Linked DNA regions of Homo sapiens: region 2 is linked to region 1. A link is an interaction called in ENCODE POLR2A ChIA-PET data of the cell type or tissue named here. Cell type or tissue: Panc1. All regions are shown on one strand. Links, peaks and the distances in the headings refer to the core of each region. The heading gives the core; the rest is flanking DNA. Region 1 overlaps ADAMTS6 (ADAM metallopeptidase with thrombospondin type 1 motif 6). Region 2 holds the start of LOC107986419 (a long non-coding RNA gene).

The links. Peaks named below come from ENCODE experiments on the same cell type or tissue, not always from the same donor. Only the 100,000 strongest peaks of a DNase experiment are listed, where the experiment ranks them.
Region 2: POLR2A ChIA-PET joins it to region 1 with 10 read pairs; 2 of 35 experiments call an interaction of 5 or more read pairs at or near these places.

Annotation. Positions count from the first base shown.
Region 1 is chr5:65,227,327-65,244,232 of GRCh38, reverse strand. It overlaps ADAMTS6 (ADAM metallopeptidase with thrombospondin type 1 motif 6), which reads left to right. Exons shown (of 25, transcript NM_197941.4): 15 at 2,027-2,129. Among named protein-coding and RNA genes, the nearest start is that of ADAMTS6, 250 kb to the left of the region's middle. In Panc1, for the core only: no CTCF peak of the experiment used is centred there; no DNase peak of the experiment used is centred there.
Region 2 is chr5:65,049,804-65,066,709 of GRCh38, reverse strand. It overlaps LOC107986419 (a long non-coding RNA gene), which reads right to left and starts at 10,510. Exons shown (of 3, transcript XR_001742682.2): 1 at 10,381-10,510; 2 at 599-655. RefSeq lists an enhancer at 16,155-16,294. In Panc1, for the core only: no CTCF peak of the experiment used is centred there; no DNase peak of the experiment used is centred there.

The sequences.
Region 1 (16,906 bases), core at 8,077-16,076:
CCAATATGTGAACTTTTCCTTCCTATTCCCATGGCTTTTCTTGGCTTCATTCTTAATAGTCTCCCACTCCCTGACGAGTCCTTTTTCTTTCTTAACTAGAACAATTTCTATAATACTTTGGTACCTGCTGAAGATGTTTTTCTTAACTGATATATCCCTAGCTAATCATAGGACACATTTATATTTCACTTGTATCCAGCACATATAGACAATCTGTAACATGCTGTCATATGCTATATATATTGCTTGAGATGGTTCTTTTTTCATGGTCGTTTTTCCATTTGTGTCTTGTTTTTCCAACAAAGTTGAAAGCCATGCTTGGATGAACTTTAGGTGACTGGTGCTTTATAAATACTTAAGTGCTGTGTGAAAACTTATAGCTAGAGTTCAAATTATTTGTTTGTTTTTTTTGTTTGTTTTTGAAATCGTTATTTGCTTTTAAAAGTAGTCTGCTGCATGACAAAAGTCACTAACAACTTTAGTCCTTGTGTGGGATTCACTAAAAATAGCTTGAAAAGTCAAGGATTCCTTTAACCTAGAGCACTCTGAAGATCCAAAGATTAGCAGACCAGGAAAAAAAAGACCCTGAAAACATATCCTTCCAGCCTGATACACCTACTAGCCTATGGTAAATATTTTTCATTTTTTTTAAAGGCAAGCAAGAAGGTAATTTAACAAGATTAATCACTAGATTTGGCATTGGAATGTCATATTTTAATGTGCTAAAAACATTTTAAAATGCAGGGCTCATAACAGAGTGTGAACCTGCTGCCACTATTTTCAGAATCTGAGGCTTTGGACTTGATGTGGTGAAAATTGAACCGTATTATATACGAAGTAATGATGACCATGCAAATATTTGCACATTGTGGTCTATTGTTACTGCATATTCTTCAAAGTGACCATTTACAATGTACTGTCCTCAGAAAACTATATAAAGCAAACACAGAGATCTAAGGGAGGGTAGTAAAAAGCCTCAAAACAATCTCTGAGTGTGCCTGTAACATACTTGTTATTTATTCCCAATTCAGAATTTTCTCTAGTGACATATTCTTTTTTTCCATATTTTAGGAGAATATTTTCTGTCAGTCTTTCAAAATCAATATTTTTAGTTTTTAAGTACTACAGCTGTTGAACTTCACAAGATAAGTCAAATTAAGTCACATCACTCAAACACTATGAGCTTTATAATTCTTTGTGAACTTAAAGGTTGAGTTTAGGATGACCCTGTGGTATATAGAATCTAGAGCTAGCTGGATTGGCAGGATTTTTCTCTTTAAAAAACTTCAGAAGCATTTCTGAATAGAAGGAACATTTCCAACTTTTAAAAACAGATAATCCTTTTTTCACCCTCTTAACATCCCTCTCCACACCTCAAACAAATGTACATGTTTTGGGCCATTTTGTATTTTATTTTCTGTGATGTTAATAAATTAAATGTAAATCATAATAAGTCCAAATCCCTTTAATTTCAAGATGTTTATACTTGAGGTCTAGCATTTTGCCTACTTTATTCCTCATTTAAAGTATGGTTTTTGTCAAGGCTAAACAGTAAATAGCTATAGTAGTAGGAGTCCAAACCACAATTAATAGTGCTGAATGTTGTTACAAACCTGCTTCTTGATTTTTTAAAATAAAGATCAGGGAGTAGCTATGGCAACTGGACCTCAAAAACTGTTAACACAAAGGATTTTGTGTTTTAATTTCTTCATCTAGGTTTTATGTGTCTTTATAAGGAGATACCTGATGGACTACAAAGAGGATTATGACATGTATCCAACTGTAAATTTATAGGGAAATTGTGTAACGCTTTGTTTAAATTACTTCAGTTATATCTTCTATAGTTAAGATTATAATTCACACACTTCAATCTGAATACGGATTGTAAAACAGTAAAGCAAATGCCAGAATTATAGCCACAGAATAAGGTAGTGAGTTAATTTGATGGAGTTCATTTTAGGGACATTGTCCCTTGCTTTTGGTATTTTCCAACAATGGTACCATTTATGATTTTATTTTATTTTAGCCATGCCCTTTGGGTTCCCGAGATTTTCGAGAGAAACAGTGTGCAGACTTTGACAATATGCCTTTCCGAGGAAAGTATTATAACTGGAAACCCTATACTGGAGGTAATGTATAACCTGACAGAGCATTCATGCTTGAGCACTTTGCAAATATCAAAGAATATACAAATATATACAAACACATGCATACATTCATGTACATACTAGTTAAAATTAGTGTTTGCCAACAAAAGCAGGGAAATGCTTATAGTACTATAAAGGCTTCATGGTTTATTTGCCCTGTAATAAGGTTTATATATTAGTACAAATGATCAGAAATCATTTCTTAAAACCTAATTATGTTTAACAAGGTATAAAATTCCTTGAAAGGATATCTAGACATCAAAACCATGTAGTATTTTTTGAGTTCTGCTTGAGGCTTCCTTAGGGTATATGTAAGTTACATTATAATCTTTAAATGTTTGCAATTATCACCCTAAAACAAGTTATAAGAATATAAATCAGGAAACTCTGTGTCGTTGCTTAGTCAAAGGCCAAGATTATTGTTATTCTTTTTCAGAGTTAGAAAACATTTTTGCTCTTTAATTTGGGCATGTATCAGGCACTGATTGTTCAATAAGTAGAAGTATTTTACACTCCCAAAATATAAATTACATTTTGCTGAAAATTTCTCTTGGAGGCCAGGCATAGTGGCTTATTCCTGTAATCCCAGCACTTTGGGAGGCCGAGGCAGGTGGATCACCTGAGGTCAGGAGTTCGAGACTAGCCTGGCCAGCATGGCAAAACACCGTCTCTACTAAAAATACAAAAATTAGCCGGGCATGGTGGCATGTGCCTGTAGTCCCAGCTACTTGGGAGACTAAGGCAGGAGAATCACTTGAACCCAGGAGGCGGAGGTTGCAGAGAGCCAAGATCACGCCACTGCACTCCAACCTAGGCGACAGAGTGAGACTCCATCTCAAAAAAAAAAAAAAAAAAAAAGGAAATATACTCTTAAGATAAGTTTACTGTTTGCTTGCTTTTCCAGTATCTTATATTAACAGAATTTTATAGTGACAACTTTATATTTACCACCAAGATTCTACCATTAACGTTTTACTATACTTTCTTCATACATGTCTGTTCTTCTCCCTATCCATTTATTAATCCATCGTACTTTTTGATGTATTTCAAAGTAAATTGCAGTCATTAATGTACTTTCCTCTAAGTACTTCAGCATGGTAACATTATCCACAGTTCAATTATTTGTTTACTTTTTTCTGTTAAGGCAAGATTATGTACAGTGACATGCAAAATTTTAACTATGCTTTCTCTGGTTTTTGACCAATGCACATACTTAAAAAATCCTATTGAGATACAGAACATTGGCTTTACCTCCAAAATTCCTCTAATCTTTGCCTTAGTCAGTTTGGACTGTAATTACAAGTTACCATAGACTGGAGATCTTAAAATAGAAATTTATTTCTCGGTACTGGGGGCTGGAAATCCAAGATCAAAGTGTCAGCATGGTTAGAGTCTGGTGAGGGCCCTCTTCTGGGTTGTGAACTGTTGTTTTCTCATTGTATCCTCATGTGGCAGAAAGCGTGGGGAAAAGAGCTCTCTGGGATCCTTCTTATAAGGCTACTATTCCCATTCGGAGGGCTCCACTGTCATGACCTAGTTACCTTCCAAAGGCCTCATCTTCAAATTGGGGATTAAGATTTCAACATACGGGTTTTGGGGGGACACAAACATTCAGTCCATAAAAGTCATTATAGTCCTTTGCAGTCAATAGTTGCCTCTCCCTACTCCTCCTAAGAGACAACCATCATTCTGACTTTTTTTCTCACCATAGTTTAGTTTTGCCTGTTCCAGAACTTCATATTCTATTGTAAATCTTCTTTAAGCCTAATGTTTTTGAGATCTATCTACATTGCTGTATATAGAAGTGGTTCACTCTAGCCAAGCGCAGTAGCAGACACCTGTAAGCCCAGCTACTTGGGAGGCTGAGGCGGGAGAATCACTTGGGTCTAGGAGTTCTCTTAAAAAAAAAAAAGTTTATTCTTTTTTATTGCTGAGCAGTATTCCATCATAATAACCAGTTTTTCCATTCTGCTGTGATGGACACCTGGGTTGTTTCTAGTTTTTAGCTGTTATGAGTAAACTGCTATGAACATTTGTGTACTATCATTTTGTGAGCATATGTTTTCATTTTCCTTGAGTAAATACTTAGGAGTAGAATTGCTGGGCAATAGATTACATGTGAATTTAGTTTAGTTTTAAAAGAAACTGCCAGATGTTTTTCCAAAGTGATTGTAGCGTATTTCACTCTCACCGACAATGTCTGAGGGTTCTATTTGTTGTGCATCCTTGTCAATATTTGGTCTTTTCAGTCTTCTTCTGGTGGGAGTAGAGTGGTATTTCAGTGAAATTTCCGTTTCCATTTTCTCATGATAATGTTAAGCACGTTTTCATATATTTATTGGCCATTATATATCTCCTTTTGTACTGTCTATTCAAATCTTTTGCCTATTTTTAATTGGGTTGTTTTACCTTCTCAAGTGGTAGTCATTTATAAGTTTTACAAATGTTTTGTCACATTCTGTGGCTTTCCCATTGCTTTTTAAATGGTGTTTTTATCCATATAAGCTTTTAATTTTTCTGTTTTTAATTCCAATTTTTAAATAATTTTTCTTTCTGGTCATTGTGTTTTGTGTCCTAAGGAATCTTTGCCTACCTCAACTTAAGAAAATATTTTCATATGTTTTCTTCCAAAAGTCTTATTGTTTAGTCCTTACATTTACATCTATGATCTATCTCAAAATAATTTTTGGTATGATTTGTATCTGTAGTATATTTATGGATTTTCTGTTTTGTTTTGTTGATCTGTCAGTCCTGTGCCAGTACTACACTGACTTGATTACTATAACTAGAGTATAGTCATGAACACAGTTTTTTTTTTTTTTATACATTAAGTTCTAGGGTGCATGTGCACAATGTACAGGTTTGTTACATATGTATACGTGTGCCATGTTGGTGTGCTGCACCCATTGACTCGCCATTTACATTAGGTATATCTCCTAATGCTATCTCTCCCCCCTCCCCCTACCCCACAACAGTCTCCGGTGTGTGATGTTCCCCTCCCTGTGTCCAAGTGTTCTCATTGTTCAATTCCCACCTATGAGTGAGAATATGCGGGAACACAGGTAGTTTAAGTTCCATTAACTTTGATGTTTTTTATAAGAGTTCTTCCAATATGCTAACTGATTTGCATTTTCATGTAAATTTTTGCATCAGTTGTTAATGTCCGCAGAAAAACCTGCTGGACTTATGAATGGTGTTATGTTGAATCTATAGATCAATTGAGGGAAAAACTGAGTATTAAACCCTATTGAATTTTACAATTTTTGAACATGGTATATCCCTCAATTTATTTATGTCTTTAATTTCTCCCAGCTATGTTTTTCCTTTAAGTGTAAGGTCCTGCATGTACTTTACTAAATCGATTCCTGAGTGATTTATGGTTTTGACACTATTGTTAATAAAACTTTTGAAAATTCCATTGACATTTGTATATTAACTTTGTATTCTGTGACCTTTCTAAATTCCCATATTCCTTTTTTTTTTTTTGAGACAGGGTCTGGTTCTGTTGTCCAGGCTGGAGAGCAGTGGCGCAATCTCGGCTCACTGAAACCTCCACCTCCTGGGCTCAAGCGATCCTTCCACCTCAGCCTCCTGAGTAGCTGAGACTACAGGCGCACACTGTCATGTCCAGCTAGTTGTATTTTTTGTAGACACAGGGTTTCACCATGTTGCCCAGGTTGGTCTCCAACTCCTGGACTCAAGTGATCCACATGACTCGACCTCCCAAAGTGTTGGAATTACACATCCAGCCTAAATTCCCATATTCTAATTGTTTTACAGATGCTCAGAATTTTTTTGTTAAACAGTCATGTTGTCCTGAAATAGAGACAATCTATTTGAATCTTTATGCCTTTTATTACATTTTCTTGCCTTAATGCACTGGATTGGGCCTAGAGTATAATTTGTACATGTATTGATTGTATTTTTTATTCTTTATCCTATTAATATGCTGAGTGACCTGATAGATTTGACAATCTCAAACCAAGATTTTTTTTTTTTTGAGAGAGAGTCTTGCTCTGTTGCCAAGGCTGGAGTGCAGTGGTGTGATCACAGCACACTGCAGCCTCAACCTCCTGGGCTCAAGCATCCTCCCACCTCAGCCTCCTGAGTAGCTGGGACTGCAGGTGTGTGCCACCATGCCTGGCTAATTTTTGTATTTTTTGTAGAGATGGGGTTTTGTCATGTTGCCCAGGCTGGTCTCCAATGCCTGGGGTCAAGCAATCCACCCATCTCAGCCTCCCAAAGTGCTGGGATTACAGGCGTGAGCCAACAGGCCCAACCTCAAACCAAGCTTATATTTCTAGGATAAACCCCATGTGATCATGATGTATTTTTTTATGTGTTATTGTATTTAACTTAATTGATAATGTTTTATTGTGGATATTTGCATCTGTGTTTAAATTTGTAAATATTTTTCTTGTAATTTGTAAATATTCTTCTTATGATGTCTTTGCTAAGTTTTGGTATCAGATGCATTCTGGTTTCCCAAAATAGAATCTTTATTTATTTTTAAAAGAATTTTAGGATTGGTGTTATCTCTTCCTTAGAATAGATTTCACTAGTAAAACCAGCCAGGCTTGATATTTTCTTTGTGAAAACCTGTTATTAAAAATTTAACTCCCTTAAGAGAAAAGGGCTATATGGTTGTTTTATTTTATTTTATTTTCTTGTGGAGTTTTCTTTTTTTTTTTTTTTTTTGAGACAAGGTCTCCCTCTGTCGCCCAGGCTGCACTGCAGTGGCCCAATCATATCTCACTGCAGGCTCAATCTCCTGAGCTCAAGAGATCCTCCCTCCTCAGCCTCCTGAGTAGCTAGGCACCACGCTGGGCAAATTAATTTTTAATTTTTATTTTTATTAGAGACTACATCTTCCTATGTTGTCTAGGCTGTTCTCAAACTCCTAAGCTCAAGGGATTCTTCAATCTCAGCCTGCCAAAGTACTGGGATTATAGGTGTGAGCCACCATGCCTGGCCTTATTTCAGTTTTTTATTTTGTGTCTTTAAGAAATTTATGTTATATCCATGTGGTCCAGTTTATTGACATAAAATTGATCATAACATTCTCTTGTTATGCCGTTTAATATTAATATTTATAAAATATGTAGTGATGTATGCTTTCATTTCTGGTATTGATAATTTGTGTTTTCACTGTTTTTCTTGGTCAGTCTTGTTTGGGATTTATCAATTTTATTAATATTTTCAAAGAACCAAATTTTGGCTTTGGTACTCTTTTCTGTAATTTGTCTTTTTTCTAGCTTATTAATTTTTGCTCTTATAGTTATTATTTTCTTATCTATTTTCAGTTTCTTTCGCTCTTTTACATTTCCAAAATTTGATGTTATATTTTATAGCTTTTAGTTCAAACTATTTTATTTACATTGTGAGTTCTTTGACCTCTGGGTTACTTAGAACTGTTTTGTTTTAATTTCCAAATATTTGAAATTTTCTAGAATTTCTTGTTGTTCATATATAATTTAATTGCATTAAGATTAGAGAATGGGCCAGGTGTGGTGGCTCATGCCTGTAATCTCAGCACTTTGGGAGGCCAAGTTGGGAGGATTTCCTGAGCCCAGGAGTTGGAGACCACCCTGGGCAACATAGTGAGACCTTGTCTATACGAAAAATAAAAAATTAGCTGGGTGTGGTACCACATGCCTGTAGTCTCAGCTACTCAGGAGGTTGAGGTGGGAGGATCACTTGAGCTCGAGAAGTGGAGGCTACAGTGAGCTATGATCACACCACTGTAGAGTGAGATCCTGTCTTAGAAAAAAAGAAAGAAAAAGATTAGAGAATACTCTTTTCTTGGTGAATGTTCTGTGTATACTTGGAAAGTAATGTTTTCTGCAGTTATTGGCTACATAGTGTTCTATAGATATCTATGAGATCAACTTGGTTGAGAATGTTGTTTTCAATCTTTTATATTCTTTCTGATTTTTTTCTACTCTCATTCTATCAATTATTGAGAGTGCTGTGTTAAAATCTCCAACTATTATATGGCTTTGCTTTCATTTTTAAAAAGATTTTGCTTCATGTATTTGAATCTTTTTTATTAGGTGCATATACCTTTGGGATTGTTTTGCCATAGTATAGGAGAAGAAGAAGTGTCTGAAATAATTTACAGACTTAATAATTGCCATCTACATAATTTCATGCAAAGTGAATTAATCCTAAATTCATACTAAGCATTAACTTAAGGTAATTGGTTAATATGACCTTTCATTTAGAAAATCATTTTAAATTCTTTCTGGAATTAACAACTGTATTAGTCAGGGTTCTCTAGAGGGACAGAACTGATGGAATATATATAAAGGGAAGTTTATTAAGTATTAGTTCACACGATCACAAGGTCCCACAATAGGCCATCTACAGGCTGAGGAGCAAGGAGAGCCAGTCTGAGTTTCAAAATTGAAGAATTTGGAGTCAAATGTTCGAGGGCAGGAAGCATCCAGCATGGGAGAAAGATAGTCTGGGAGGCTAGGCCAGTCTCTCTTTTCACATTTTTCTGCCTGCTTATATTCTAGCCTAGCTAGCAGCTGATTAGATTGTGCCCAACCAGATTAAGGGTGGGTCTGCCTTTCCCAGGCCACTGACTCAAATGTTAATCTCCTTTAGCAATACCCTCACAGACACGCCCAGGATCTACACTTTGTATCCTTCAATCCAATCAAGTTGACACTCTGTATTAACCATCACAACAGCCTTACCTTTCTTTCCCCAGTTTCACTGAGATATAATTGACAAATAAAAATTGTATATAGTTAAGGTGTACAATGTAATGTTTTGATATACATATATGCTGTGAAATGATTACCATAATCAAGCTAATTAATGTATCCGTCACCTCACATATTTACCTTTTTTGTGTGTATGATGTGAATACCTAAGATCTACTCTCTTAACAAATTTAAAGTATACTATACATTATTCTTAACTATACTATATTAGATCTCTAGAACTGATCCCTCTTATAACTGAAAGCTTGTACCCTTTGAGCAACATCTCCCTATTTCCACCCAATCCCTGATAAGCTCTCTCTGTTTCTATGAGTTTGACTTTTTTAGATTCCACATATAAGTGAGATCATACAGTATTTGTATCTGGCTTATTTCACTTAGCATTATGTGCCCCAGGATTTCTTTATTTCTTTCTTATTTAAGATGGAATGATATTTCATTACATATGTCTATATAAAACAATTTTCTTATCCATTCATCTGTTGACAGACACTTGGGTTGTTTCCATATCTTGACTAATGTGAATAATGCTTCAATGAACATGGGAGTGTAGGTATCTCTTCAAGATAGTGATTTCATGTCCTTTGGATATATACCCAGAAGTGGGATTGCTGGATCATATGGTTATTCTATTTTTAATTTTTGGAGAAGGCTGCATACTGTTTTCCATAATGGCACTGCCAGTTTACATTCCCACCAATAATGTATATAAGAGTTTTCTTTTCTCCACATCCTTACCTACACTTGTGATCTTGTGACTTTTTTGTAATAGCCATCCTAACATGTGTGAGGTAATATCTCATGGTGGTTTTTATTTGCATTTCCCTGATGATTAGTGATTTTGCACACCTTTTCATGTACCTGTTGCCATTTGTATCTCTTCTTTGGGAAAAAAAAAAGTCTATTCACATTATTTGCCTATTTTTTAATTAGATTTTTTTTTTTTTTACTATTGAGTTGTATGAGTTCCTTATATGTTTTGGGTATTTTCTCCTATTCTGTGGATTGCCTTTTCATTTTGTTGATTGTTTCCTTTGCTGTCCAGAAACTTTTTAGTTTGACATAGTCTCGCTTGTTTATTTTGGCATTTTTTGTCTGTGCTTTTGGTGTCATATCCAAAAAATCGTTGCCAAGACCATTGTGCTGGAGCTTTGCCCTTATGTTTTCTTCTAGTAGTCTTACGTTTAATTCTTTAATCCCATTTCAGTTGATTTTTGTGTATGGTATAAGTATCCAATTTCTTTTTCTTTCTTTATTCTTTTTTTTTTTTTTTGCACGTGACCATCTATTTTCCCCAGCATCACTTATTGAAGAGACTGCCCTCTCCTCACTCTATTTTCTTGGTACCTTTGTCAAAGATTAGTTGACTATATATGCATGGGCTTATTTTCAGGCTTAATATTTGTCCCATTGCTCTACTTATCTGTTTTAATAAAGTACTATACTGTTCTGATTGCTACAGGTTAGTAATATAGTTCAAAATCAGGAAGTGTGATGCCTCTAGTTTTGTTGTTCTTGCTCAAGATTGCTGTGGCTATCTGGAGTCCTTTTTAGTTTCATATGAATTTTAGGATTGCTTTTTCTATTTTTGTGAAAAACGTCATTGGAATTTTCATAGAGATTGCATCAAATCCATGGATCACTTTGGGAAGTATGGACATTTTGACAATATTGATCTTTCCAATCCATGAACACGTGACATCTTTCCATTATTTGTGTCTTCTTCAATTTTTTTCATCAGTGTTATACCTAAGTATTTTTAGGCTATTGTAAATAAGATTGTTTTCTTAATTTCTATCTTATGTAATTAATTGTTAGTGTATAGAAATGGACTGATTTTTGTATGTTGATTTTTGTATCCGTATTTACTGAATTTTTGTATTAGTTTTAACAGTTTTTTGGTGGAGCCTTTAGGGTTTTCTATGTATAAGAATATGTTGTCAGCAAACAGAGACAATTTTTCTTCTTCCATTCCATCTTGCATGCCTTTTATTTCTTTTTCTTGCTTACTTCCTGTGACTAGGACTTCAGTACTATGTTGAATAGAAGTAGTGAGAATGGGCATCGTTACCTTGTTCCTGATCTTAGAGGAAAAAATGTCAGCCTTTCATCACTGAGTATGATGTTAGCTGTGGGCTTGTTGTATGGGACATTTATTGTGTTGAGGTATATTCTTTCTGTACTTAATTTTTATAATGAAAACATGTTGAATTTTGTCAGATGCTGTTTTTGCATCTATTGCAATGATCATTTGGATTTTGTCCTTCATTTTGTTAATATGGTGTATTACAGTGCCTGATTTGTGTATGTTGAACCATCCTTGCATCCTCAGGATAAACCCTACTTGATCATGATGAATGATCCTTTTAATTTTTGCCATTTAATTAATTTGCTAGTATTTTGTTGAAAACTTTTGCATCCATGTTCATCAGGGATATTGGCTTATAATTTTCTTTTCTGTTAGTATCTTTGTCTGGCTTGTTATTAGGGTAATGCTGCCCTCATAAAATGTATTTGGAGTATTCCCTTCTCTGCAATGTTTTTGAAAAAGTGTGAGAAAAATTGGTATTAATTCTTCTTTAAATGTTTGGTATAATTCACTGGTGAAGTATAAGGTATCGCACTTTTATTTGATGAGAGGTTTTTTTTTTTTTTACTGTTTCAACCTCTCTTCTTATTATTGTTCTGTTCAGATTTTCTATTTGTTCATGATTCAGTCTTTGTTTTATGTCTCTAGAACTTTATTCATTTCTTCTAGTTTATCTAACTTGTTGACATATAAGTGTTCATAGCAGTCTCATGGTCCTTTGCATTTCTGTGGTGTCTGTTGTAATGTCTCCTCTTCCATTTCTGATTTTTATTTGAGGCTTTTCTCTTTCTCTCCTAGTATAGCTAAAGGTATGTCAATTTTGTTTATCTTAAAAAAAATCAACTCAATTTTGTTTATCTTTTCAATTTATTTTATTTTCTCTATCTATTTCTGCCCTGAGCTTTGTTATTTCCTTCCTTCTTCTAACTTTGGGGTTAGGTTGTTCTTCCTTTTCTAGTTCCTTGAGATGTAAAGTTAAGTTGTTTGAAATCTTTCTCCTTTTTTCATGTTAGACATTTATTGCTATAATCCTTTTTCCTTGAAGTGCATCTCCAGCATCTCATAAGTTTTGGAATGCTGTGTTTCTATTTTTATTTGTCATAAGGTTTCTTGTTGGTTTGTTTTGTTGTTGTTGTTTGTTTGTTTGTTTTTCAGACAGAATCTCATTTAGTCATCCAGGCTGGAGGGCAGTGGTGCAATCTTGGCTGACTGCAACCTCCACTTCCCAGGGTCAAGTGATTCTCCTGCCTCAGCCTCCCGAGTAGCTGGGATTACAGACATGTACCACCATGACCAGCTAACTTTTTGTAGTTTTAGTAGAGACTAGGTTTCAACATGTTGGCCTGGCTGGTCTCGAACTCCTGACCTCAAGTGATCCACCTACCTCAGCCTCCCAAAGTGGTGAGATTACAGGTGTGAGCCACTGCACCTGGCCACAGGTCATAAGATACTTTTAGATTTAATTTTTTATTTCTTCTTTGGCCCATTGATGGTTCAGGAGCATGTTCTTTAATTTCCACATATTTGTGAATTTTCCAGTTTTCTTTTTGTAACTGATTTGTAGTTTTATACCATTGTGGTCAGAAAAATACTTGATATGATTTCAATCTTAAATGTGTTAAGACTTGTTTTGTGGCCTAACATGTATGTATCTTGGAAAATTTTCTGTGTGGGCTTGAAAAGACAGTATGTTTTGATGCTTCTGGATGGAATTTTTTGTATGTCTATTTATTCTATTTGCTCTAAAGTATAATTCAAGTGCATCTTTTTCTTATTGGTACCCTGTCTGGATGATCTATCCATTGTTGAAAGTAGACTACTGAAGTATCTTCCTATTGAATTGCTTTCTATTTCTCTCATTGTATTTTAATATTGCTTTATATATTTAGGTATTCCAATGTTGGGTGCATATTTACAATGGTAAATTGTACTGAATTCATGAATTGACTCCTTTATCATTATATAATGACTTTCTTTGTCTCTTATTACAGTTTTTGACTAATAGCCTATTTTGTCTGATATAAGTATAGCTCTCCCAGCTCTCTTTTGGTTTCTGTTTCCATGGAATATATTTTCCCATCACTTAACTTTTAGACTATGTGTGTTATTAAATCTGAAGTGAGTCACTTGTAGGCAATATAGAGTTGTCTTGTTTTTTTTTAAAAAAAATTCATTTTGTTTTTCATTGTAGAATTTAATCCATTTACATTTAAAGTAATTATTTTTCAATAATTACTTACTAGTTATATCTTGTCAATTGTTTTTGGCAGTTTTGTAGACTTTTTTTGTTCCTTTATTTTTCTTTGCTGTCTTCCTTTGTAATTTGATGATTTTCTGTAGTAGTATGCTTTGATTTCATATATATATGTATTTTATATATATTTCATATATATGTATTATATATATTTCATATATATGTATTATATATATATTTATACATATGTATTATATATATATTTCATACATATGTGTTATATATATATTTCATACATATGTGTTATATATATATTTCATACATATGTGTTATATATATATTTCATACATATGTGTTATATATATTTCATACATATGTGTTATATATATTTCATACATATGTGTTATATATATTTCATACATATGTGTTATATATATTTCATACATATGTGTTATATATATTTCATATATATCATGTATTATATATTTCATATATATCATGTATTATATATATTTCATATATATCATGTATTATATATATTTCATATATATCATGTATTATATATATTTCATATATATCATGTATTATATATATTTCATATATATCATGTATTATATATATTTCATATATATCATGTATTATATATATTTCATATATATCATGTATTATATATATTTCATATATATCATGTATTATATATATTTCATATATAATGTATTATATATATTTCATATATATAATGTATTATATATATTTCATATATATATATATATATATATATGCTTTAGGTATTTTGCTTTGTGATTACCATGAGGCTTATATAAAAATCTATAGTTATAATAGTCTGTTTTAAGCTATTAGCAACTTACCTTCAATCATATACAAAAATTTGACACTTTTACTCTTCTATTTTATATTTTTCATGTTACAGTCTACATCTTTTTATATCGTAGTCCATTCACAAATTAGTGTAGCTATCAGCCTCTTCTGGCCAGCAGGGATTCTGCTGAGAAATCTGCTGATAGACCTATGGAGTTCCCTTGTATGTTATGAATCTTTTTTCTCTTGCCTTCAAAATTCTTTGTCCTTGATTTTTGACAGTTTAATTATAATGTGTGTGTGAAGTCTTCATTGGGTTCAGCCTTATTAGAGATCTTTGAGCTTCATGTATTTGAATGTCCATATTGCTCTCTAGATTTGGGAATTTTTCAGCCATTATTTCTTTAAATAAGCCTATTCCACTTTCTTTTCCACCTAAGATTCCTATAATGTGAAAATGTAGTTATCTTGGTGATGTCCCATAAATCCTTTTTGTTCTTTTTTGCCTGACTGGAGATTTTTAAATGACCCCTCTTCAAGTTCATAAATTCTTTCTTCTGCTGGATCAAGTCTACTGTTGATGCTATTACATTTTTCATTTTATTCATTGTTTTCTTTACCTCCAGAATCTGTTTTTATTAATGATTTCTATCTATTGAACTTCTCACTTTGTTCATGTATTGTTTTTCTGATTTCATTAAGTTGTCTGTGTTCTCTTATAGCTCCCTCACCTTCCTTAAAACAATTATTTTGGATTCTTTTTCATGCCATTCATAGAGCTCCATGTCTTTGGGGTTGGTTATTGGAATATTACCATGTTTCTTTGGTGGTATCATGTTTTCTTGATTTTTCTTCTGGTTTCTTGAAGTACTGTGTTGCTGTCTTTGCATGTGGAGAACGCAGTCTTTACTAACTGGCTTCCAGAGAAAAATGTCTTTACCAAACAGCCCAGTTAAAGATTCTGAGGCTCTCTCAGACCTTTTCTATGGATGTCCCTACTCCACACCTCTTATTCTCTCTTGGGGAGGAATTCTTAAGAATGTATCCCTCTCTGAATTCCACAAAGCTGGACCAGGTGCTGAGAGCTGCCTGTTTGTTTTTTCTAGGGTGGTTCCCTAAATGCTCAAGTTGTATGACTTCTCCCAATCCTGCAAAGTTGTGTTGGCTGTCTGCATAAAATGCTTACTTTCAGTCCATAGGAGCATGCTTGGGCTGCTGGCCTACAGCAGTTGGGGGAGAATGGGGCATGCAGAGTTTTTGAGGCAACTGTTGACTAGTTATGAGGTGGCCCATAGGCAAAACATCTCAAATGGCTCATGAGTTGGCTTCCCAACAGAGTCCATGGAGTGGTTACTTGGGCCTATGGCCTCTCTTCTCTGCTCCCAGCCTCTTCCAACCACTCAGCCATGCTGATCACCTCAGTATTCTGGATGAGGCAAGAAAACAGTAGGACTCTTGGGCAGCGTCCCACACAGCTAGGGAAGCTTGGTGCTTACTCTCTATACTCTCACTTTCCCCTGTGGGAGAATCAAAGGCTGGGGAGGGTGGCAGGGAGTCTCTCTTTTCACTGAGCTGTGCTGCCTTGAGGGAGGTGTGATACAGGTGAAATTAAACTGGTCTTAAACCTCTTCGATTTGTCTGTTTGGGGAATTTTTTTTTTTCTCCAATGGCATGCTGGAACTTTTCTGCTGGAGTCCCATAAAGGTACACTTGTCTATAAGTAGCTGTCAAAATTGATCCTTCTGCAGGGAGATGATAGTAGAAAGCTCCTCTTCCACCATCTTGCTGATGTCACTCTAGTGGTACCTTTTCTGAAAGCTCATTGTATCAGAAGAAGCTGAACACATCTTCAGCAGTAAACAAGAAACTTATTCCCATTTTCATCACTTAGTATAGTGGGCTAAGGAATATAACCATAGTATTTATATGTCCTGCCTATCAAATATTACGTTACATAATTAATGTTAAAATTGAATAAACAGAAGACTCAGCTTCTCTTTTTAAAGCCTAATGCACAAAATGCTATATTAAATTCCAAAGCATTATGATAAAAAAATGAGAGAAGAACTGTATTGGGTAATAATGAAAAAATTTCCAGTAAGATTCATGGACATTTTGGGTAATTTAATTCATGAGAATCATATAAAAATAAATACAAGTAGTTTTATTATCAGTTTGGGAAGAAATTATTTTATTTATTACTTGTTATTTCTATGCTCAGTATGGCAAAATTAATCATTAACCTAACGCTAAAAATCACATTATAAGTTAGATAGAAGTTCTATAGCCTAGAAACATTGAAAATGGAAGAAAACATAGACTCAGGCCAGAGGTCGTAAGTTGGCAATTTAGGGACCAATTTTTATCTACATACATATTTTAGCCTCCCACAGTATTTTTTGTAACAAAACTTTGAATCAATTGTTACATTTAAAAACAAGAAGAGTTTAGATGGAAAAAAAAATTAAGTTTTCATCTTCTCTTGAAAAAACAGACTGACAATATTGGACTATCTTCTTGCATAACAACATTCAACTGTAGCAGTCATCTCCTATACTGGAATGTGCTGTCTCTAATTTATCATTGACTCTACCACCCAGTCGATTTTCTTTTTCTTTGCTTACCGTCAACCTGCAGAAACATGATTTCTAAGAACTTCACTGAGATGTAGCCATGTCATTTCATCTTTCTGCTTTATTTCCTTTATTAGAAGTAGTCTTCTTTATTTCAAATAGAAGTTTTAGCAGCATAATTAGATATGGTCAAAGTGATGAAGTAGAATTACAAAAGAAAATATTTTAAGTCATGATTTCAGTCAATAATTACATACTTACAAATAGTAGCTTTATCTTGTGCTGCTTTTAATACAACAAGTCCACATTTATTGCTATTTTTCCAATATACTGTAGTTATGATATGTACT
Region 2 (16,906 bases), core at 5,548-13,547, 170 kb after region 1:
TTCAAATGGCTTTGTCTTTTTAAAAGACAAGATGTCCTAGAAAGTGCCTTTTGTCCTTGCCACAGAACTTCCCTCAGTGTTGAGACTGCTGGTCAGGCCAAGAGTTTGTTGATTTCCCCGCCCACGTGTGGGGTGAGAAGCTGGCACAGAGCAGAGTCTTGGGTATTGCTGGGCTATTTGTGGTTGACCTGGTAATATCAGTAGCACAATACAGTCCCCCCAAAGACAGTTACTTTCCATTCCCTCTCTTAACACCCTAGTTTAGGATTTCATTTCCTCTTTCTTGGACTGTGTTGTTCTACCAGCCTCCTAATTATTCAGAATTCCTTCCCTTCACTTTCTCTTCCTTCTACTGATTTGCTAGATTTGTCTTTCAAAAGCATGATTTTCATCAATCCATCTATGTATCCATTTGTTCCACAATTATTTGTTGAATGCCAACTGTGTGTCAAGCACTTTGCTACCTGCTATAATAAATAAAATTTATAGTCTAGTGAGGAAACAGATGTTTGACAAATAATCACACTACTGGACATACAATTATAAGCAATTATAATCTTGCTTCTTGCCTACAGAAGACTCTTTTTTAATAACTCACCTCCTTCTTCAGCACCTTCTTCAACCCCTTCTTCGGCACCCTCCTTCTCAGCCAACTCTGCTGAGGGGGAAGGGGAAAGTATTAAAGGTTCTAGCACATCAAAGTTCCAGAGGGTGTTGCAGACCAGTTGAAGCTGGTAACTGGGAAGTGCTAATTATAAAATTATATATTAGGTATTAGCATTGGGGAAATTGTACAGGAGTTTATAAAGAAGACAGAGGAGTTGCCTGAAGCTGGGGAGTCTATGCCCTTGCCCAGAGAAGGGGCGAATTATTGAAAAAGAGTGTACTGTAGGAAAGAAGCAAGATTCTTTGGTGGTGTGAAACAAAGGAATCTCATCTAGACTGAGGAGTCAGGAGAGGCTCCACCAAGGCAATGATAATTAAGTTGCAGTGTGAAGCATGCACAGGTCTCAACTTGGCAGAAAAGGGGCTGGGGAGGATAGACAGGGTGGGTGGGTGGAGTGCTTTCCAATCAGAGGAAAGGCTGCAGCTGGGGGAAGTATGACGCCATTCGAGGAATGAAGAGACCATCAGCATGGCTGGAAGTACAGAGAGTGAGGGCCACACCGGGAAGGTTACGTAGCTCATGTTAAGAATTGAGGTCTATATTCTCAATTAACCATTAAAATGAGCCATTAAAGAGTGTTTAAGCAGGGCTGTGATTTGACCAGGTTTGCATTTTGAAAAGACAACTTGGGCTGCAGTGAAGAGGACCAATTAGCAGGGGCCAAAGAGATCAGATAGGAGGATAACGGCGAAGCTGGGTGTCAGCAGTGGAAATGAGAAGTAGACAGGTTTGAGTATTATTTATGTGGAGGAAAAAACCACAAGGTTTGATGATGGATTGAACATGAGGAATAGGGCAGAGGTAATCATCAAGGAGAATTGCAAGACTCCAATTTGTGCAACTGGATTGGTTGCACATTTACTAAGCAGGGGAATACTGAAAAAAGGAACTAAATTTTGGGAGAAAATAATGAGCAAAGCCTTGAAGCAAAAGCATGCTTGGTGTTTTCAAGGAAGAGCTAGGGGAGCATAGTAGCTGTTAAAGTCACAGAGGCATGATTGCAGAAGGAGGCAGAGTCTGTCTTGTAGGAGGACAAGCCCAAAATCAAGAGACCAGTTGGGTGACAATAATCCAGATTACCATTAATTACCATAATCCAGATAGAAGATGGTAGTGGTGGCTTAGATCAAGGTGGTGGCTGAGAAGGTGGTGAGAAGTGGCTAGGTCCTGGATAGATTCTGAATATAGAACCGGCAGCACTTTCTGATGAATTGGTTGTAGTGAGAATGAAAGAGAGGAATAGGATGACACCAAGCCTTTTGGTTTGAGCTACTGGAAAGATGGATTGCCATTTACTAAACTGTAGAAGACTTCTGGAAATTCTGTGGTTTTATTTTTTTATTTTAATTTTATTTATTTTTTTTTTTTGAGACAGAATCTCTCTGTGTTGCCCAGGCTGGAGTGCAGTGGTGTGATCTCAGCTCACAGCAACCTCTGCCTCCCAGGTTCAAGCTATTCTCATGCCTCAGCCTCCCAAGTGGCTGGGATTACAGGCATGTGCCACCACACCCGGCTAATTTTTGTATTTTTAGTAGAGACAGCATTTCTCCATGTTGGTCAGGCTGGTCTTGAACGCCTGACCTCAGGTGATCCACCGCGTTGGCCTCCCAAAGTGCTGGGATTACAGGCGTGAGCCACCTTACCCAGCCAGGGGTTTGATTTTGAATTATGTTTGAGGCCTTTTTTCGATAAGCAAGTGGAAAGATTGAGTAGGCTGTTGGATATATGGACTAAAGCTCAGAGGAGAGATCCAGAAAAAAATGTATAAATTTGGGTATCTTTGGGGATTAGACAGAAGGTACTCCAACCCATGAGAAAGGATGAGTTCACCAAGGGAGTAAGGATAATTAGAGAAGAGGAACAAATGTTTAGGAGCTAAGCATAAAGAATATAATTCTAATCAATAATGTTCAAGGTTATCATCACTAGTAATAAGACCTATCAACAGCATTTACCCCGATATGATGCATTGAGAAGGGCACACCTTCATGTCTGTGGTAATTTTGCTAAAAAATACCATATAATATCCATTTAACCACGATAAAATATCAGACAAGTCCAAATGTAGGCATGTTATACAAAATAACTGAACAGTACTCTTTAAAAGAGTCAAGGTCGGCTGGGCGTGGTGGCTCACGCTTGTAATCCCAGCATTTTGGGAGGCTGAGGCGGGTGGATCACTTGAGGTCAGGAGTTTGAGACCAGCCTGACCAACATAGTGAAACCCCATCTCTACTAAAAACACAAAAATTAGCCAGGCATGGTGGCACGTGCCTGTAATCCCAGCTACTCAGGAGGCTGAGGCAGGAGAATTGCTTGAACCCAGGAGGTGGAGGTTGCAGTGAGCAGAGATCATGCCACTGCTCTCCAGCCTGAGTGACAGAGTGAGACTCTGTCTCAAAAAAAAAAAAAAAAAAAAGAGTTAAGATCATGAAAAATAATTAATGACTGAGAAATGATTACAGATTGAAGGAAATTAAAAAGCTGTGACAATTAAATGCAACATGGGAACCCAGATTGGATACTATTAAAACAGAAAAAAGATATTAGTGGAAAAACTGTTGAAATTTGAATAAAGACTGTAGTGTAGTTAATAGTATTGTACCAGTGTTATTTTCCTGGTTTTGATCATTGTACTATGGTTACATAAGATGTTAACAAGGGAAGATAGTTTAAGGAAATGGAGGAATGTTCTGTTTCATTTTTCCAACTTGTCTGTAAGTCTTAAATTATTCCAACAGAAAAAGTTAAAGAAAATTAAGTTTATGGCTTTTCGGTCCGTACCCTAAGGATGTGGCTGCCCTCATGTCTGGTCTTTCTAGGTAAGCAGAGAGATGCTGGAGAAGGAGATAGGGCCACCCTATAGGGTCTAACTGTGCGAAAGGCTTTGAACTTTCCTTTGAGATCCAGTGAAGGGGTAGGCAGGGTAAGTGGGGGAAGAAGAGAAACCAGACATGTTTGTTTTCGGCAAAAAGAGACAAAAAAACAGAATAAATACTGTGTTAGGCCTGGATTCAGGCAAACACCCAGTTACTTTCAATTATTCATCCTGTTCTCCAAACAGAATTGACCATGAGTGACTTCATGACTCACAAGGGTGTTAGCATATTGTAACGTCTGGCTGGGAAGATTGCTCAAATCCCAAAGGATTTGACTCGAGGAGCCTTGCAGCATTCTGCTTTTTCCTGCCACGCCTACAGCTCAGGCACAGTTGTAGAGTGGATTTGAAGTTTATATGCCTGAAAGGTAGGTTGTATGTGCATTATATCTGACCTTCCCTGTTTGGAATGATTCCAGAACAAAGAATGCAGCTGGATTGAGATACCAACCGGCAGTGAGTGAGGATATGCCTGGAATAGACCTAATAGGAATGAGGAGAGAGACTCCCACAGCCAACTCTGTGGAGGGAGGACAGGGGAGCATTACAGGTTCCATCACACTGAAGTTCCAGAGGGTGTTGCAGACCAGTTGGAGATGGTGACTGGGGCGTGCTAATTATAAAATTATGTATTAAATATTAGCATTGGGGAAATTGCAAAAGAGGTTTCTAAAGAAGACAGAGGAGTCCCTGAAGCTAGGGAATCTATGCCCCTGACCAGAGAAGAGGTGAATTACTGAAAAAGATACACCCTTTAACCTCCCTACTGTCCCATGGGGAACAGGTCAATAATCAGGGAGAGGCTCTTAATCCCTGGAGGCCAGGGTATGATCACCTCCCTACCTCTAACCTACCTCATTGCCTGACCTGGCAGGAAACTGTGCACGTCCACCCTCTGTTCTCAGAAACTCTGAAATCTTGCAGTCCAATACCCTAAGGCTCTAATGCTACAAAATGCTACTATTAATGGTAGCTGTCAGTTTCTAAATGCTTACCTCATACTAGGCTCTTTATATAACTGTTTCTAATTCATTCAACAACTCTTCAAAGTAGTCATTATCATCCTTATGTTTTACAGAAGATTTTATTGGTGAGGAAATAAATGTTTAGCTTTTCTGAGATCACACAACTAGTGAGTGGCTAAGCCAAGATTTGAACCCAGATCTGATTTCCTATTGAGTCACAGAACTTTCCAATGAACATGTTGCCTCTCCTATCTCCAGTGAACCCCAGGGTCCAGGAGGAAGTACACCTTGGGGAAACATTAGCCACTCTGGGAATGCTGTGACTGTGGGCACAGAGCAGCCTTCCAGGAGTAACCCCAGCTACTCAGAAGGCTGCTCTGTGCGCACGGCCATTTCTTGAAACCTGTGTGAAATTTCAAGAAATTTCACTGGGGTTGGAAAATTAGCAGCCTGTGTCTCCTCAGGCCAGATTCGGTGGCCTGGTGCTGCTACAGGCAGTCAACGGTAACTGAGGTCTGTGGAGTGTGAGGGGGAAGGGCATGAAGTCACGAGGGGCACACCTGGGCTCCTGATGGTGGAAAATCACAAGGATGTTTTGTCAGCGTTTGCCTGCAGCTACATTTCTGGCTGAAATTTTGGATGGCTTTACCAAGCCTCAAAGGCAGAAAGAAAAAATCATGTTGAGAGAGACAGGCGCTTTGACGGGAAACAAGGTCTGGGTGCTAGCTGGCTCTTTGCCATGAACTTAACACATGAAGAGGAGCAGAGAAGCTTCCTTGTTACCATCAGACTGTCATCAAATTGCCCTGGGCATCCTACAGAGAGAAAGGTAGCCAGGCCTCCAACCTGAACAAACCCTTTGATGCAGCATTACAGAGGAGTGCAGGACCACAAAAGACTGTGTAACGACCTACCACATTGATAAAATAGATCCACTATGAACTATTTTCCTAATGAGGCAAGAGCATTTCATGTGTTGGAGACATTTTTAAAAGCCAGCATTTCCTAGAAAAAGTGAGTGAGAAAAAAAGAAAAGTCAACTTCACACCGTGTTGTGAAGAGGGAGTAAAGTCTGAACTCCAAAGCACCATTTATAAGATCAGCCCCTGCCTTTTCCTTGTTCTATCTCCCATTGTTCTCCTCTGCAACCTTTGTTCCATCCACACTGTTCTCCTGCTGTTGTGCTGTTGCATATCTGTCCTCTCTCCCAGCATAGCCCCTGCCTCATTCCTCTCCCTGCTCCCATCAGCTGAGTAGCTCCTACTTGTCTTTCACAACCGAGGTCAGTACCTCTCCCCTGGAAGGTCTTCCCTGCCGACCTGAGCTTAGGCAGGAGCCATCCCATGTGCACCCAGTGGATTCTTCTGTCAAACCCTTACCATTCTGCTTATTTAGCTCCTCAAAAGCAGGGACTGAATTTTATTATCATTCTCTAGCTCTTAATGTCCTAGGCTTCAGGGATACTTGGTGAACAAGAAAGTCAGGCCATCTGGCTGTGAACTAGACATCTCTACATGGATGTCTCACTGGCTCCTCATACTAAATTAACCTGTGCCTTTACCTGGCATCTTTATCATTCAACCTTATCAACCATCTTTGACTCTTTTCTCTCTCCCCCACCTCCTTTATTTAATCATCCACTAAATCCTGTGTATTTAAATAACAATCAGACTTAGAGCTTAATATGCTTTAGGCATTATGAAAAGTCCTATATAGGTATATGTTAACTCATTTCAGCCTCACAACAACCCAAAAGGTGGAGTCTCTCATAGTATACAGATGAGGAAATTGAAGCAAAAGAAGGTGAGTAATTTGCCTGAAGTCACACAGCTTAAAAGCGATGGAGCTAGGATTGGAACCCAGGCAGTCTGGATTCAAAGCCCTACCTCCTAAATATTTCTCAGTCCCACAGGCCGCCGTTACCTCATTCCTCCTGCAATCCATTCCCCATAATGTAACCAGAGCAATTTTTCCAAATAAACTCTCCTTAAAAACTTCCACTGCTCCCTAACATACTCTAAACAGAATTCCAATAACTTTAGACACTGATAAGCCCTTTTCCTGTCTGCTCTTGCCCACCTTCCAGCCTTGACTCTTGCGACCCTTCCTCTCAAAGCCTGAGCTGTTCTGCAGTTGGTTTCTGTGTGTGAAACATTGTAGACTCATTCTCCCTGCTAGCCTTCAGCCTCATCTTAGATGTGACTTACATCAGGAAGCCCTCTGTATGAGTCTGTTCTCACACTGCTATAAATAACTACCTGAGACTGGGTATTTATGAAGAAAGAGGTTTAATTGACTCACAATTCCACAGACTGTACAGGAAGCATGGCTGAAAGGCCTCAGGAAACACAAAATCATGGCAGAGCTCAAGTGCCTAGAGTGCAGCAAGGCTGTGCAGGGCAGCATGGCCACAGGCCTGGCCCATGAAACCTTTCAGTCCTCCTAGGCCTCCGGGCCGGTGATGGGAGGGGCTGCCACACAAAGATCTCTGAAATGCCTTGGAGGCCTCTTCTCCATTGTCTTGGCTATCAGCACTTGGCTCCTTTTCACTTATGCAAATTTCTGCAGCCTGCTTGAATTTCTCTCCTGAAAATGGGCTTTTCTTTTCTACCACATGGCCAGGCTGCAAATTTCCCAAAGTTTTATGCTCTGTTTTCCCTTTGAATATAAGTTCTAGGCTGACTGTGATGGTTCATGCCTGTTATCCCAGCACTTTGGGAGGCCGAGGCGAGTGTATCACTTGAGGTCAGGAGTTTGAGTTAGTCAGCCTGACCAACATGGTGAAACCCCATCTCTACTAAAAATACAAAAATTAGCCAGGTGTGATGGCAGGCACCTGTAATCCCAGCTACTCAGGAGGCTGAGACAGGAGAACCACTTGAACCTGGGAGGTGGAGGTTGCAATGAGCAGAGATTGTTCCACTGCACTGCAGTCTGGGCAAGAGTGAGACTCTTTCTCAAAAAAAAATATATATAAATATAAATATAAGCTCCAAATTTAGGTCATTTTTTTTGCTCACGTAATATGTTGTTAGTAGCAGCCAGGCTACATCTTGAATGCTTTACTGCTTAGAAATTTCTTCTACCAGATATCCTAAATCATCATGTTCAAGTTCAAAGTTCCACAGATCCCTAAGGCAGGAGCACAATGCAGCCAAGTTCTTTGCTAGGATATGATAGAAGTGACTTTTGCTCCAGTTCCCAATACATTTTTCATTTCCACCTGAGACCTTCTCAGCCTGGACTTCACTGTCTACATTTCTATCAGCATTTTGGTCACAAACATTTAGCAAGTTTCTAGGATGTTCCAAACTTTTTCATCTTCCTGTCTTCTTCTAAGTTTTTACAGTCTTCCAAACTCTGCCTGTTACCTAATCTCAAAGCTGCTTCCCTTCCACATTTTCAGGTATCTTTATAGCTCTACCCCACTTCTGAGACAAAATCTCTGTTTTAGTCAGTTCTTGCTGTGCTATAAAAAAATACCTGAGACTGGATAATTTATAAAGAGAAGAAATTTAATTGACTCACAGTTCCACAGGCTATAGAGGAAGCATGATTCTGACATTTGCTTGGCTTCTGAGGAGGCCTCAGGAAACTTACAGTCATGGTGGAAGGCAAAGGGAATTGAGGCATCTCACATGGTGGGAGCGGGAGCAAGAAAGAAGGGGGCAGTGCTACACACTTTCAAAAAATCAGATCTCATGAGAATTCACTCACTATCATGAGAACGGCATCAAGGAAATGGTGCTAAACCATTCATGTGAAACCACCCCATGATCCAATCATTCCCCAACTAGGTCCCACCTCCAACATTGGGGATTACAATTGAAAATGAGATTTAGGAGGGGACACAGATACAAAGTATATTAGCCATTCTTCAGACCCCATTGGTGGCAGCAGTGGACTGAGTAAGCTTATCTTTGTGTTCTAGGGTGGTATATGCTGGTGTATGTTGGTAGTTATCAGTAGGCCAATTTTTGGGCCTCCAGATAGCTTTCATGGATGCTGGTAGTGACCACAGTGGGCTGGGAAGGTGAACAGTTTCTTGGGACCCTCTACCATCATGAAAACACATGAAAATATAAAATTTACTGGTAAAGCAATCACACAAAACAGGAAGGGAAAGGACTCAAATTGTATCACTACCGAAATTCACCTAACCACAAAAACAATCAATAAAACAAATGGAGAAGAACAAAGAATATATAAAACAACCAGAAAACAATGAATAATATTACAGAAACATGAATTAAAATTTCCACTGAAAACATGTTGAATGAATGAGATCATGTCCTTTACAGGAACATGGATGGAGCTAGAGGCCATTATCCTTAGCAAACTAGCACAGGAGCAGAAAACAAAATACTGCATGTTTTCACTTATAAGTGGGAGCTAAATGATGAGAACACATGGACACATAGAGGGGAACAACAAACACTGCAGCCTACTGGAGGAGGTAGGGTGGAAGGAGGGAGGGATCAGGAAAAATAACTAATGGGAACTAGACTTAATACCTGGGTGATGAAATAATCTGTACAACAAACACCTGTGACATGAGTTTACCTATATAACAAATATGCACACATAGCCCTTAAATTAAAAGTTATAGAACACAAACAAAAACATGTAGAATGGCTAAATGAAAAATTTTTTTAAAACCCACATGATCTAATTATATGCTGCTTACAAGTAACTCACCTTACTAGTAAAGACACAATTAGAGTGAAAGTAAAGAAATGAAAAAAAAAATTCCGTGTAAACAGAAACCAAAAAGGACCAGGAATAGCTACACTTATATCAGATAAACAGACTTTATATCAATAACAGTAAAAAAAAAAAAAAAAAAAAGAAAGACAAAGAAGGTCATTATATCATGATAAATTAAAGGGATCAATCCAGCAAGAGGATACAATTCTAAACATATATGCACCCAACACCAGAGCACCCAGATTCATAAAGCAAATATTGCTAGATCTAAATAGGGAGATTGACTGCGATGCAATAATAGTGGGGAACTTCTACAGTATATCGCACTCTCAGCATTAGATTGATCATAAACAGAAAATCAACAAAGAAACATTGGATTTAAACTGCATTTTAGACCAAAATGAACCTAACAGACATTTACAGAAATTTCTATCCAACAACTGCAGAATATACATTCTTTTCATCAGCACATAGAACATTCTCCAAGATACACCATATGTTAGGCCACAAAGCAAGTCTCAACAATTTTTAAATATCAAAATCATATCAAATATCTCCTCAGATCATAATGGAGTAGAACTAGAAATCAATACCAAGAGGAGCTTTGGAAACTATACAAATACATGGAAATTAAACAACATACTACTGAATGACCACTGATTCAACAAAGAAATTAAGATGAAAATCAAAAAAGGTCTTAAAATGACTGAAAATGGAAACAACACACAAAAACCTGTGGGTTACAAAAACAGTGCTAAGAGGGAAGTTTATAGCAATAAATGCCTACATCAGAAAAGGAGAAAGATTACAAATTAACAGTCTAACAATGCACCTCAAGCAGCCAGAAAAGCAAGAACAAACCCAACCCCAAATTAGCAGAAGAAAAGAAATAATAAAGATCAGAGCAGAGCTAAATGAAATAGGGACTAATAAAACAATACATAAGATCAATGAAACAAAAATTGGTTCTTTGAAAATATAAACAAAATTGATACACCATAGCTAGATAACCAAGAAAGCAAAAGACATAAGCAAAACCACAAATGAAAAAGGAAACATTACAACTGATATCACAGAAACACAAAAGATCATCAGAAACTGTTAGGCACAACTACAAGCTGACAAAGTAGAAAACCTAGCAGAAATGCATAAATATAACCTACCAAGATTGAGTCAGGAAGGAATAGAAAACTGGAACAAAACAATAACTAGTAGCAAGTTTGAAGTGATAATAAAAAGTCTCCCAGAAAGAAAAGTCCAGGACTGGATGGATTCACAGCTGAATTCTACCAAATGTACAAAGAAGTACTAATACTTATCCTCCTGGAACCATTCCAGAGGAGGGAATGTTCCCTAACTCATTCTATGTGGCCAACAGCAGCCTAATACCAAAACCACACAAGGACAAAACAGAAAAGAAAACCACAGGCCAATATCCACAATGAACACAAAAACAAAAATCCTCACCAAAACACTAACAAACCAAATGTAGCAGCACATCGAAAAGATAATAGAGTACAATCAAGTGAGATTTATAATAGGGATGCAAGGGATGGTTCAACATATGCAAATCAACAAACATGATACATCACATCAACAGAATCAAGAAAAAACACTGTGTGATCATAGAAGCAGAAAAATCATTTGATAAAATTCAATAGAAGCAGAAAAGTTATTTGATAGAATTCAACATTTCTTCATAATGAAAACTCTGAACAAACTAGGAATAGAAGAAACATACCTCAAAATAATAAAGGACATATATGACAAACTCACAGCTAATGTCTTTATGAATGGAGAAGAGGTGAAAACCTTTCCTTTAGGAACTGAGGCTGGGCACGGTGGCTCATGCCTGTAATCCCAGCACTTTGGGAGGCTGAGGAGGGTGGATCACAACGTCAGGAGTTTGAGACCAGCCTGACCAACATGGTAAATCCCATCTCTACTAAAAATACAAAATTATCTGTGTGTGGTGGTACATGCCTGTAATCCCAGCTACTCGGGAGGCTGAAGTGGGAGAATTGCTTGAACCCAGGAGGCAGGGGTTGCAGTGAGCCAAGATTGCACCATTGCACTCCCGCCTGGGCAACAGGAGCAAAAACTCTGTCTCAAAAAAAAAAAAGAACTGAAACAAGACAAAGATGCCCACTTTCACCATTCCTATTCAACATTGCACTGGAAGTTCTGCCAGAGTAATAAGGCAAGAGAAAGAAATAACAGGCGTCCAAATTGGAAAAGAGGAAGTCAAATTGTTCCTCTTTGTGATATGATCTTCTACCTAAAAAAAAAAAACTAAAGACTCCATCAAAAAACTATTAGCTTTCATAAGTGAATTCAGTAAAGTTACAGGGTACAAAATCAATGTACAAAACCCAGTAGTGTTTCTATACACCAGTAATTATCTAGCTGAGAAAAAAATCAAGAAGGCAATACAATTTACAATAGGCACAAAAGGTAAAATACTTAGTGATGAATTTAACCAAGGAGGTGAAAGATCTCTATAAGGAAAACTGTAAGACACTGATGAAAGAAATGAAAGAGGACACCAACAAATGGAATACATCCCATGCTCATGGATTGGAAGAATAAATAGCATTAAAATGATCATATCACCCAAAGCAATCTACAGAGTCAGTGCGATCCCTATCAAAATATCAATGTCATTCTTCACAAAATCAGAAAAAAAAAATCCTAAAATTCATATGAAACCCAAAAAGGACCCAAATAGCCAAAGCAATCCTAAGCAAAAAGAACAAAGCTGGATACATTACATCACTTGACTTCAAAATATATTACAAGGCACCAGGTGTGATGGCTCACACCTACAATCTCAGCACTTTGTGAGGCCAAGGCAGGAGGATTGCTTGAGCTCAGGAGTTTCAGACCTGCCTGGGCAACATAGTGATACTTCATCTCTACTTAAAAAAAAAAAAAAAAAAAAAGCAGCTGGGTGTGGTGTGGTGGCACATGCCTGTAGTCCCAGCTACTTGGGAGGCTGAGGTGGGAGGATCACTTGAGCCCAAAAGATTGAGACTACACTCCAGCCTGGATGACAGAGTGAGACCTTGTCTCCAAAAAAAAAAAAAAAAAAAAAAAAAATTACAAGGCTATAGTATTGTAGTATTGGTATAAAAATATATAGACCAATGGAACAGAATTGAGAATCCAGAAATAAAGCCACATACTTATAGCCAACTGATCTTCAAAAAAGCTGCCAAAAACATACATTGGGTAAAGGGCACCCTCCTGAAAAAACTGTGCTGGGAAAATTGGATATTCATATGCAGAAGAATGAAACTGGACCCCTATCTCAGCATTTACAAAAATCAACTCAAAATGAATTAAAGACTTAAACATAAGACCCAAAACTATTAAAATACTAGAAGAAAACCTAGGGAAAACTCTCCTAGTCATTGGTCTAGGCAAACAATTTATGACTAAGTCCTCAAAAGCACAGGCAACAAAACAAAAATAGACAAATGGAACTTAATTAAACAAAAAACCTTCTGCACAATAAAGAAATAATCAACAGAGAAAAGATAACCTGTTGAATGGGAGAAAATATTTGCAAATTATTCATTTATTAGGGGACTAATATCCAGAATTTACAAGAACTCTAGCAATTCAACAGGAAAAACAACAACCAACAACAAATAATCCCCTTAAAAATAGGCAAAGGATATAAGTAGACATTTCTCCAAAGAAAACATACAGACGGCCAACAGGTATGTGAAAAAAATGCTCAACATCACTAATAATCAGAGAAATGAAAATTAATACCACAATGAGATATTACTTTACCCTAATGGCTATTATGAAATAAAAAATAACAGATGTTTGGTGAGGATACAGAGAAAAGGGAATTCTTATACACTGTTGGTGGGAATATAAACTAGTACAGCCACTGTAGAAAACAGTATAGAATTTTCTCAGAAAACCAAAATAGAATTACCATTAGACCCAGCCATCCCACTCTTGGAATCTACCCAAATGAAAAGAACTCACTATATCTAAGGGATACCTGCACTTGCACGTTTATTGCAGCACTATTCACAATAGCAAAACTATGGAATTAATGTAAGTGTCCATCAAAAAAAGAATGAGTAAAGAAAGTATGGTGTGTGTGTATATATATATATACATATATATATACACATATATATACACATATATATGCATATATACATATATATGCATATATATGTATGTATATATGTATGTGTGTATATATACATATACACACACAATGGAATATTGTTTAGCCATAATAAAGAATGAAATCATGTCATGTGCAGCAGGATAGATGGAACTGGGGGTTATTATGTTACGTGAAATAAGCCAGGCACAAAAAGACAGATAAGACATTTTTTCACTCCTATGTAGGAGCTAAAAAATTTGATCACATGGAGGTAGGGAGTGAAAAGATAGACAACAGAGACCAGGAAGGGTGATTTGGCAGGGGGGTGAAGAGAAGTGGGTTAAAGGGTACAAACATATAGTAAAGTAGAAAGAATAAATTCAGTGTTTGATAGCACAGCAGGATGACTATAGCTAACAAAAATATATTGCACTTGGGTGATGGACATCCTTGATACTCTGACTTGATCAGTATGCATTATATACATGTAACAAAATTTCACATGTATCCCATAAGTTTGTACCAAGAAAAACACTGAATTGCCACTGTATTAATAGATCAGCATAGAAAGAAAGAAATAGTGTTGGGACAATTGGATACCCACATAGAGAAACCTAAAGTTAGGTCTCTCTTTACACCATACACAAACACCATGTCTAAGTGGAGTTAAGACTTAAATATGAAAGGCAAAGATATAATACTTTTAGAAGATAAATTAGGACAATATATTTATGATATTCTAATGTAAAGAAGGAATTCTTTAAGCAAGATATAAAAACCTAAACCATAAAATAAAAATGGGAAAATCTAATTCTGTTAGATGTCTGCTATTGAAAGACATTATCTAGAGAATAAAAAGAGAAATCAAAAAGATGAAGACAATATTTCAACAGATATACAAACAACTAGTATCCAGAGTATATTAAAAATTCCTATAATTCTATAAGAAAAAACATGCATTCCAATAGAAAAATGATCAAAAGTAGGCATTTAATGAAAGAGGGTTCAACTTCATTAGTGCTCATCTTTTCTAGTAATCAGGGAAATACATAGTAAAATTATAATTTCATGCCTACTGAATAGGCAAAAATTTAATTATGAGAAATCCAAATGTTAGCAAGGATGTGGAGTAATGAGATCTCTAACTCATTGTTAGCGGGAATATAATCTGGTGTAAGCATTTTCAAAAACACTTTGGCATTACCTAGTAAAATTAATACATGCCTATCTGAAATCCATCCCTTATCCCTCCAAGTATGTAGCTTAAAGAAATCGCATATGTGTGTTAAAAATCATGTATAAGAATGCTCTAGCAGTATTATGCATAACAGCTATGATTGGTAACTCTTCAAATGTCCATGAAAAGTAGAATAGGTAAATTTGGTATATTTATATAATGGAATATTACACAGCAGAAAAAAGGTACAAATGACTACAACATGTATCAACATGGATGACTCTCAAAAACATGGATGAATGATGATCAACAGAAATAAACTACTAAAACTCAGGCAGTATGCTTTCATTTATATTAAGAACAAAAACTAGCCAAACTAAGTATTAAATTCTAAGAGATACAGGCATACTTAGTAAACTGTAAAGAAAAGCAGGGGTATGATTAATACAAAATTCAGATGCTGTTTCTCTTGCAGGGAGGAGAGGGCACTATAATTTGAGAGAGGTACACAGAGGTCTTTAAGGTACTGGTAATGTTCTGTTTCTTATCCTGGGTAATTGCTGCACATTTCATTATTTTTTTTAATACTCTCCAGATAACATTTATTCATTTTTATATATGATATATTCCCCCAATTAAATGAAAAGTCAGCTTTGTAATATTGTGGCCAAGACTGAATGACACAAGACATATAAAGTGCCAAGCATCTAAGAAGTGCTCAATATGAAGTGTCTAAATTTAAAAAATAGAATAAAATAATGTTTACCTCAGACCAGTACTAGAGTTGGGACAGGAGGGCACAGAGGGGTGGGCTGGAGACACCAAGACATATTCTCATGGGGCCCCACATGGGATACAGAGACTCAGACATTGGCTGGAGTTCATCCAACTCTTGAGGAATCTGCCAAGTGAAGCAAGCAGATGCATTCCAGAGGATGGCATGTTTACAACCTCTTGGCCTGACACCGCTGCCATAAAGGCAGCCAGCCCAAATCCCTTTCTTCTTAGGTACTAATGAGCCCGAGGACATTATATTCTTCATGGGAGAAAATACTGTTTTTTAAAAGAAGATGAACTGCTTCACTGTGTCCCCTCCCCATCCATCAGCCCTGCAGAAACTTAGCAGGAAGTGATGCGGCCACTAGGCATAGCTCATTCACCTCACCCCTGCCCACGGGTCTCAAACACACTGGCTGAAAGCCATGCCTCACTGGTGGCTCTCAAGGTCTCTTAACAAACCTTAACTGAGCACCTGATAAGTGCAGGACATTTTGCTAGACACATGACGTTATGGGTTGAATTGTGTCCCCCCAAAAGTTGTTGAGGTCCTAATCCCCAGTACCTGTGAATGTGACCGTATTTGGAAAGATCTTTGCAGATGACCACAGTAAGACGAGGTCGTTAGGGTGAGCCCTAATATAAATGGTGTACCTATAAAAATGGAAAGTTTGGACACAGAGACAAGCACATGGGGAGAATGCCACAGGAAGATTAGAGGTATGGTGCCACAAGTCAAAGAACTTGCAGAAGGTAAGAGACAGCCTGCTACAGATGGAATGTTTGTATCACCACAAAATTCATATGCTGAAATCCTAACTCCCAATGTGATGGTATTAGGAGGTGGGGCCTTTGGGAGGTATTAGATCATGAGGGCAAAGCCATCACAAATGGGATCTGAGCCCTTATAAAAGGGATCTCAGAGAGCTCCCTCACCCCTTTTGCCATGTAAGGACACAGGAAGAAAATGAGCATCTGTGAAACAGAAAGTGAGCCCTCACTGGCCACCAAATTTGTGAGCACCTTGGTCTTAGATTTCCCTGCCTCCAAAACTGTGAGAAACACATTTCTGCTGTTCATAAACCACTCAGCCTATAGCATTTTGTTATAGCAGCCTGAGTGGACTAAGACAGAAACCTGAGACAGATCCTCCCATCATACCTTCAGAGGGAGTGTGGCCCTGCTCACACCTTGATCTGAGACTTCCTGAACTGAGAGACCATAAATTTCTGTTGCTTAAGACACCCAGTTTGTGGCACTTTATTTTGGCAACCCTCAGAAACTGATACAAATGGGCAAAGACACAGAAAAAATACGACTTCCTGCCCCCAAGGAGCTTACTGTTTCCTAAGGCCTGGAAAGAAACAGCTGTATGTCAAACAGAATGAAATAAGTAAAATAACAAAAAGTAAAGGAAGCACTCTGGCTGTGCAGGCTAGAGAATTCATAATTCTCACTATAGAGTATAATATGACACTTTACAATTATTGATTTTTCTTTCACATATTCATTTATTCACAGGGGACTGTAGAATGTATTGGTTAAGTGGTTAAGAATACATTGGCTTTGAAGTCAAATAAATCCAAGTTCAAATTTT